3 separate regions of the Homo sapiens genome follow, and all the other regions are linked to region 1. The links are chromatin contacts, found by Hi-C or POLR2A ChIA-PET in ENCODE. All regions are on one chromosome and are shown on one strand. Each heading gives the region's core, a stretch centred on a gene start or an enhancer-like site at or near the end of the contact. The rest is flanking DNA. Distances are from core to core; before and after follow the strand shown. Region 1 holds the start of HIKESHI (heat shock protein nuclear import factor hikeshi). Region 2 holds the start of SLC36A4 (solute carrier family 36 member 4). Region 3 holds the start of MED17 (mediator complex subunit 17).

The links. A loop is a pair of places that touch in the nucleus more often than their neighbours do. ChIA-PET counts read pairs that join two places held with the same protein, here RNA polymerase II (POLR2A). Pooled maps may share reads with other maps.
Region 2: a map of CD4-positive, alpha-beta memory T cell shows a loop between it and region 1 (18-fold over the local background). The contact joins the promoter of SLC36A4 here to the promoter of HIKESHI in region 1. A Hi-C loop is called at or near these places in 2 of 168 maps with a recorded cell type or tissue (CD4-positive, alpha-beta memory T cell and naive thymus-derived CD4-positive, alpha-beta T cell) and 5 of 50 pooled maps. POLR2A ChIA-PET finds 5 or more read pairs at or near these places in 1 of 52 experiments (CD4-positive, alpha-beta memory T cell).
Region 3: a pooled map shows a loop between it and region 1 (15-fold over the local background). The contact joins the promoter of MED17 here to the promoter of HIKESHI in region 1. A Hi-C loop is called at or near these places in 4 of 50 pooled maps.

What each region holds. Positions count from the first base shown.
Region 1 is chr11:86,300,782-86,303,617 of GRCh38, forward strand. HIKESHI (heat shock protein nuclear import factor hikeshi) reads left to right here and starts at 1,459. Exons shown (of 5, transcript NM_016401.4): 1 at 1,459-1,697. The coding sequence starts at 1,668.
Region 2 is chr11:93,196,686-93,199,550 of GRCh38, forward strand. SLC36A4 (solute carrier family 36 member 4) reads right to left here and starts at 1,306. Exons shown (of 11, transcript NM_152313.4): 1 at 1,093-1,306. The coding sequence starts at 1,147. RefSeq lists a silencer at 1,068-1,447.
Region 3 is chr11:93,783,004-93,785,703 of GRCh38, forward strand. It overlaps MED17 (mediator complex subunit 17), which reads left to right and starts at 1,279. Exons shown (of 12, transcript NM_004268.5): 1 at 1,279-1,760. The coding sequence starts at 1,511. RefSeq lists enhancers at 1,100-1,394, 1,336-1,555 and silencers at 1,686-1,815, 1,817-2,011.

The DNA.
Region 1 (2,836 bases), core at 209-2,708:
GTAGGAGTTGCTCAGAGAATTCAAAAGTATGGCTAGTGCACAAGGTGGGTATGAAGAAGACATGGAAAATTAGTTAGGAAAGGCAATAATGCTAAATATTAACATTTATTGAGTAAGCTACATTCTGGCCACTATTGAGTACTTTACGTGTAAGAACCCTCAAAACAACTTTATGAGGTAGATACTACTATTACTTCATTTTAAAGATGGGGAAAAGGAGGTATGGGAGTGTTAGGTTAACTTGCCTGAGATTATGTAACTAATAAATGGCAGAGATGGGCTCTGAACCCAGGTAGTGTGGGTGCCTTAATTTATGAAGTGGTCTTCATATGAATGGCCTTTTTATTCTGAAGGTTCTAGGACTTTTTAGATAGTAAGTTGGAAACATTGGTAGATCCTTTCCTACCTCTTCACCTTTGGCACAGCTATCTCAAAGGAGTATCGGTGATAAGATAGGTGATCAGTTTAGGGATCCACAGTGGAGGCCAGAGGACTGTTCCAAACACTGATCCCCCATATATAAACTGAGAACTGGGAAGACAGACCTGCTTTACGGCTGGTGGCCAAGCTCAGATATTTCAAATTGGACAGAGACCCTTTACTATCCTATTCAAGAAGAAAAGGAATTGGAGCTGTGAAAGGGAGAATAAGTATTGGTGGCAATCGGTACTTAATGCCAGTATTTTTTTTTTTTTTTTTGGCTATTGTTTTGTATTTCCTATGAAACTTTTCTGCAGATCCACATAGAAAAAAAATAGACATTTTTACAATAAAACTCCCACTAATTAAGCACAGCCAAGCACTGTTTTAAGTGTTTTATACATATTAGCTCATTTAATCCTCACAGCAACCCTAGGCAATAGGCTCATTATTTGTCTTTTGCAAAGGAGGGGCACTGAAGCACAAAGACATCTACAACTCGTCCACAATTGTACAGCAAATGAATGGGAGAACTAAGTGAAGCTGGAAAGAACTACTATAAATTGTAGACAAGTACAAAACAATTGGTTAAAGATTAATACTTCTGAGACACTGTGTAGCAGAAAGAAACCCGGATTTGGATTAGGACTTGAATTCAGCCTCCAACATTTACTGCTGTGTAAAGATTTGAGGCTGATCACTCCTATAAAATTTGGATTATAATACTTACCTCATAGGGTTTTTGTAAAGATCTAGTGACGTGATTATTGTAAAAGTGCACCGTTAATCTCTCAGATGTCACAGAAACGTTAGAAGCATCTCTTCCCAGGATTGTACATGGAAATGAAGGATCCACAGATTTTGTGGCTATAAAACACCCGGACTACCGATCCCAGTGTGCAAAGCCTCCAGGCTTACCTTCCCGGAAACTGGCGCGGTGCCCTCTGGGACTTGTTCTGGGACTTGTAGTCTTGTACTGGCGCTGGCCCGCCTTTCTTCCTTAGTGGGGAAAACCGGGTGTAAGCCCCGGAAGTACTTGTTGCCTGAGCAGTGGGCTGCTTAGGAAGAGAAGGTCAGAGTTCGCGGGGGCAGAGGCATTCTTGCCGCTGGCCCAGTCACTATGTAGTGGAGGGGCAGACACCCTCCCGCAAATTCTGGAAGGTTCTTAGTCTCGACTAGGGCAGTAGCCCCAGGACTCCTAGTCGCCGGCTTCAGGTCACTGCCGGCTGAACGGAGCTGCCGTCGCCATGTTTGGCTGCTTGGTGGCGGGGAGGCTGGTGAGGATGGGACCGGGTGATATCAGGAAGGGGTCAGGATACCGAGGGCGAAGCCCTACGGCAGGGAGGGTGCGCAGGCGCTAGGGATGCGGGGAAGCCCACTTATTATATTTTGGGTGGGTATGTGAGGATGGAGCGTGGGAAGCTGGGTGCTCTCCTTTGCCCAGCTCTATTCAGATTCTTTCGAATAGTAGTCACAGTATAAGTTGGCATTTATTAAGTGTGCATTTTGTACCAAGTACTGGGCTAAGTGCAATGCACGCCTTTGGTCACTCAGCCTTATGTGTGGCGCTTATTTGGCACTTTGAACTTAATCCTCATAACTCGTGAGATGGTCTTTATCTTTGACATTTTGCAGTTACAGAACTAAGTTCAATCGCCAGTATAAATACCTTCTTTATTAACTTGAGGTAGAGGTGAATTTGGGATTGAATTTGGTCTATAGCAAACTGTTTTTCAAAGATTAAGGTGCTCAGGGAATGTATATCTTTTGGGTCCCTTTGGAAGAACCCGAGTAAAAATAAGCTTAATTTAATTGGAAGTTGGCTGAAACTTAACGTGTGAGCCGTATCTGAGATAACCAGAGAAGGATGCGAGTAGTGTGTTTCCTTATGGGTCAAAATAGATAACTTACCTTGCCAAATTGTTAGAGTAAATGAGAACAGCACCTGGAATTCTTTAGGAATAATCTGGAAGGTGAATCTTGTTTGTTTCCTTAGAAACCACACAGACATCAATTTTCAGGCCTGATTCCTTTCCCCTAGAAGTATTTTTCCTTCTTTTTTCTCCTGGCTTTTTAAAATGTTGCAGTCCCTTTGCTGAATTGTCTTTTTTTCCCATCAAGTTTTGATAATGTATTGTATTCTGTACATATACAGTTCTAAGAAGCCAGAAAGATAAGTTGGAGATGACTAGCCTCATAAAGTTTGTCTCTTGAATGACTGGGAGACCCCTGTGGTGATGGTGGTAATTCATAATCCTGGTGAGATAATTTTGCCCTGCTCTTAATAGGGAAAAAGGACAAACCTGGAATGATTGTGTGACTCAGACGAGTGAGTGTTATTAATGAATGACATTAAAATTGTGTTTCTTAAAGAATAAAAAGCCTATTTGGAATCCATGTATCTCTCACGTTGTCA
Region 2 (2,865 bases), core at 56-2,555, 6.9 Mb after region 1:
GGCTAAATATATTATCCCTTTCCTGCCAGCAATGCATGAGAATACCCATTTCTCCATATCCTCACTAAGACAGGTTATTAATGAATGAAACCTGAGTTCACATTTGGGTTCTGCCATTAATAAGCTTAAAATTACTGTATCTATAAAATGGAAATCATGATAGCACCTATCTCAGTTGCTGTGAGGATTAAAGACAATGCATAGGTAAAGCACTTAGCACAGTGTTTGCACACAGTAAGCACGCAATAAAATGTTAAGTTTATTGTTTCTACCATTATTACGGCCTGAAAACAATTCCATTGCAAAGTGCCCTGCAGGCTATTAGAGGAATAACAACAACCTATCAGTTACTTATAATACGGTATTTTTTAAAGTTCAACGGTTTTCTTGAAGATTCCATTTAGATTTAATTTTTTAATTACATTTAATCAGCATCGAATGAAAAATACTCCCAAGTACAGTACGTATAACTGGGAGAGCGATCATTTTACCACCCTGATCCTTACTTTTTTATTTTGGACAGCGGGAAACCGTAAACAAACACGCCCTGTCGCCAAGAAACAAGATGGGAGGAAAGCAGCAAAAAACAAACAAACTTTGCCAAGTGAGCAAGCTACAGGTATCTCCTGTTCATTCTGGTCAGCACGACCTGTTCGAAACTCTGGGATAACAAGGAGTAAAATGAGGATTCATCTGGAGATTCCGAATGGGGCTGCAGCATTTGAAAAGCAGAACAATGATAACTTCCTTAAAGCATCATTGGGAAAAAAACCGTGAGTCACGGCGCAGGCTCTTGCGTCTTTGACGTGTACCCACAGGGCCCCGCCCCACTCAACACACACACTCACCCACACGCGCGCGCGCAAACACACACACACATATTTTAACGCCCTATTCAGGCCTGGGCTTCGTCTGACCAAGTTCTCGGGGTCAGATAACCGGTTCCTTTGCGGATGCTGACCACGGGGTCAGTTAGCAATCGGGCCTCAACTCAGGCCAAGCGCGGGGCCCCTGGAGGTGTGGGCGCACCCGACTCCCGCACAGACCCCCGCCCACGTCAGCCCCGGCTCCCTGCCCACGCACAACACCGACCTAGCTCCTCGCGCCTCGCCGCCCCGGCAGCCGCCGGCGTCGCCGCCGCTTCCATCTCTCGCGGGTCTCCAGGACGCCGCCGCCCGAGTGCTCACTCTCCCGCCGCTGCGTGGCCGGCGTCAGGCCCAGGCCTACCTCCCCTGCCCGGAGGGACCCGCGCCTGGTGCCCGCCTCCCTGCCCCGGCGCTCCCCAACCGCGCGGCGAGGAGCATGCGCAGTGGGACAGCCCGGCTCGGCGGGCACCGCCGGCGAGGGGCGGGAGGGGCCGAAGACCCGAGGACTGCTGCGAGGCCGGGTTGGGTAACCCGAGAGGAGGGTTGGGTAACCTGAGATCAGCGAGGGTGGGACCTTAGAGCTAGCCGAGACCCGGGCCCATAGCTCCCTGGGGGTTTTAAAGATGACGGCGAACTTAAATTTGGGGCGCCTGTCCGTATGCAAGGCGTTAGCGTTCTGTAAGTCACCTTGGAGAATGCGAAGAAGGACGGGATTTGTCCCCTACCCATGCTGAGGTTCTGACTACTCTGGTTATTCGTCTCCCTGTTTCTATAGTTAGAGTTACAGGAGACACTTAAATAGAATTTAATTAAGTCATATACAATTTCACTTTCAGGATATTTCAATGTCCTTCCAGATATTTGACGTTGACCGTGGTGCTGAAAGAAAATTAAGGTAAAGACTAAGTGTACTGATGTAGTTTCAAGTACTCCTAAGCACCATACATACATTATCTTTAATTCTGACTACAATTTGTGAGATAATTCTAATATTTACATTAACGCTAAAGATGAAGGGATTAAGGCACGGAGGTAAGTAACGTGTCTGGGGACAGGAAGCTTGTACATGGCAGAAGTAGAATCCTTCTGCCTTCAGAGCTGGAGCTCTCGAAAAATATGCAAAGCTGGCCTCCCAGATGGGTACCAATGAATATTCGATGAATCAATGGATGAAGCAAGCTTTTGGTTTAAAAGGAAAATATTTATTTTAATTTTAAAATCGCTTTCTTTTTTTTTTCACTTCATAGTTCTTGGAAGTCAGTACACCAGACAATCCTTTTTATTTGTGTCCGTTTCATTCAGTGGGGTTGCTTTAGGAAAGGGTTTTTTTGGGGGGGAGTGGGTCTGATTAACAGTCACTGATGTAACTATATGGCAATGGTGTTAAATATTTAAAATTCTGAGATTAAAAAGGTACGCAGTTACATACTATCTACATCTTTCCTCCTGTTGCATCCTCTGTAGGCTTTCACTAGATAACTAGTGATAATGACAGTTTGCCAACCCCCTTTCTTTTCCTTTAAGTGAACCCAATTTGTTCACATACATACACATGCAAATCCCAAAAGAAGGTTTTATTTGAAGTGTTCCTGACAAATAAAGGGGTAAAGGAGATTTTTTTTAAAAAAGAAGAAGAAGAAGAAATCTATTCTGGAACATAGCTAGAGCAATGTTCCCTAACCTGTGTTGGGGTGGATCACCTGGTTAAAGATCAGCAGGAGAGAAGATAGGCATCAGACAGAAATTATAGGACCAAGGTAATTTTCCATAAACCACTCATTATAATGAGAACATGTGGGACAGCATCTTAAAAGAACATTATCCTTTGAGAGTTAAAAGGGATCAAAAGTCATTGTCCCCTAATCTCAGCTTCAGGGAAAGCAGATCTGGCAATATGGAAGGAAGAAAAGTTTGACTTGTAGTATAGGCCTGAAATCTTTTGAAGAGGGTTGGGCTGAGGTAGGAGGCCCAATGTCTTTACAGTGATGTGGAGATAAAG
Region 3 (2,700 bases), core at 29-2,528, 7.5 Mb after region 1:
CTATTAATCAGATTTTAAAATAAAGTTAAAAAAAATTTTTAAACAAATTTACACGAAAAGCAAGTACAGTGGTTCTCGAACATGATTGGGCGACAGACTGTACAGCTTGCCAGAAATAGGTTTCTCTCATGAAAATTCAACCCCCTCCACACACGGCCATCTACTTTCTTCTTCAGCAGGGACTGACACCAGGGCAACCGTATTTTCCTAAATACCTTAGGAAAGTAGTTCAAAACCTAGATATATCTTGGTCAGAACAAAACCTGGCAAACACTCATGATAAACGGTATATATAATTCCTTAAACGAAATATAGAGGTTTGTAATATAAAATAATCCATCTTTGTCTGTGGAATTCCTACTAATGAAATACGTTCTTGGAGACCCAAAGACTGAAGTTATACCACTTCTTCTTAATCTTTTAAATATTATTTGCAGGCCAGGCATGGTGACACGCTCCTATAGTCCCAGCTCCTCAGGAGGCTAAGGCAGGAGCATCGTTGGAGCCCAGGAGCTCCAGGCTGTAGCGTGCTGACAGCACTTGTGAATAACCTCTGCACTCAGCCTGGGCAACATAGTGGGACCCCATCACTAATAAAAAAGCGAGATCAACATTATTTATTCTGTTACTCGGGCATAAAATAAATATTAAGCACTTACTACATGCCAGAGTCTATTATGTCTGCTGCAGATATTGGCTGTCATAGAGTTATAACTAACAGGAAACCAAATAATTACGTAGTATAATTTTAAGTGGTGATAAGCACGATTGTTTCCCCCAAGCCATGCCCTTAATTTCTAACTCTTCAGATAGTGTTTCTTTAAAAAATTTCTTGCTAATTTAAAATAACTTTTGTTTTGAGGCAGGATCCCACTCTGTTGCTTAGGCTGGAATGCAGCGGTGAGATCTCGGCTCACTGCAGCCTCCATCTCCAGGGCTCAAGCCATTCTCCCGCCTCAGCCACCCGCGTAGCTGGACCACAGGCGCGCGCCACCAGATCTCAGTTCTCTCAACAGGACTCTCATTGCTAAGATCCAAGGATCCATTAATTTCCTTTTCCTTAACTCTTCTAGCCTCTGCAGCTTTCTTTCCTCATCCACTTTTTAAACAAACGCAGGCTTAAAAAGCAAGGAATATACCCGCCACACTCTCGGCTCCCAAACCGCTCTTTCCCTCCCTCTGCCGGCCACGCCTCTTATAGGCCCGGAAGTTTACCCCACCCTGCACCGTGATTCACCGGAAGCGCTCTAGGGAACCCTGGAGCTTCCGCGCCTGCCCAGTTTTGCTCCGAAAGACTTACCGAGGAGGGAGCTTGCGGTGCGTTCTGGGAAAGTTGCTGGGCCAGCTCCTTTGTTTCCAGTCTGAGCGTTGCGTTCGGTTTCCCGAGGGTCTTCTGAGGCACCGCGGCTGCGGGCTTCTGAGTTCCCGGCTCTCCGCAGGGAAGCCTCCTCTTCGTACCTCGTTTTTTGGCTCGTGGGGGGTCCTCCCACCGCTGGCCGACGCAGCCAGCATGTCCGGGGTGCGCGCAGTGCGGATCAGCATCGAATCGGCCTGCGAGAAGCAGGTCCATGAGGTGGGCCTGGATGGCACCGAGACGTACCTGCCCCCGCTGTCCATGTCGCAGAATCTGGCGCGTCTGGCCCAGCGGATAGACTTCAGCCAGGGTTCGGGCTCCGAGGAGGAGGAGGCGGCGGGGACCGAGGGCGACGCGCAGGAGTGGCCGGGCGCCGGGTCCAGCGCAGACCAGGACGACGAGGAAGGTAAGGCCTGCATCCGCTGCCCGAGTCCCCCGGTCTGGGTCCCAGCACCCGCGCGGGCCTCCGCCTCTCCCGCGATGGGGGTGATCTTGTGCGTGCGAGAACTTTTGAGTGTCCCTCTAGCGGAAGCGTAAGGATACTTGGTCGTCATCTTTTTGTTGCTGCCGGACAAGGTAGGACACGACTTTACGTAATACTCCTGCGGGTCTCCTTGAATGGCAGCGTTTAGAGACACTGTCAAACCGTGAAATGTTTAAATGAATGCTTCTCTGTAGAGGGCCTTTAATGTAGCACACTTAGTGGCTAAAAGAGCCCTAGATCGGGGCTCTGCCCCTTGCCGGCTGTGTGACCTTGGGCGAGTTACTTTGCATCCTTGTGCGGTGTGAATGATGATAGTAGCACCTGCAGAAAAGAGGTCTGTTTTGACTGAAATGTGTGACGAGGTCCAAGAGGTAGGCGGGTCCAGATCATGTAGAACCCAGTAGGCCGGGATAAGCGTTTGACTAGTGTTAAGACCACTGAAAGCTTTTGCAGGATAAGTAGAGATGGTTTTGTTAAAGTTTACTCTAGATGCTTTCTAATAAATGAATTATAGGGAAAGCAAAACTGGAAGGGAGGAGACTAGGAGGGAAGTGAAGAAATAATGAGTGGGTTTCAGATTCTCATTATTGTCAAGGATTTTTGAAAAAAAAATCAAAATTCTTAATTTAGTTATGCAGCACACCCAGTGTAAATGGGAATTTAAAGATGTCATTTCAGGGCAGTGCTGTTAGGATTATTAGGGGTCTATTTGCAAAAAAAGGTAAATACTACTTTATACCTCACACAAAAATTATTTCCACAGTAATTTTTGAGGATTGAAGTGCCAAATGAAGAAAGTAAAACAAAGTGTTAGAAGAAATAATGAAAGAATAGTTGTATTATTCTGGGAGTCGGATAGATC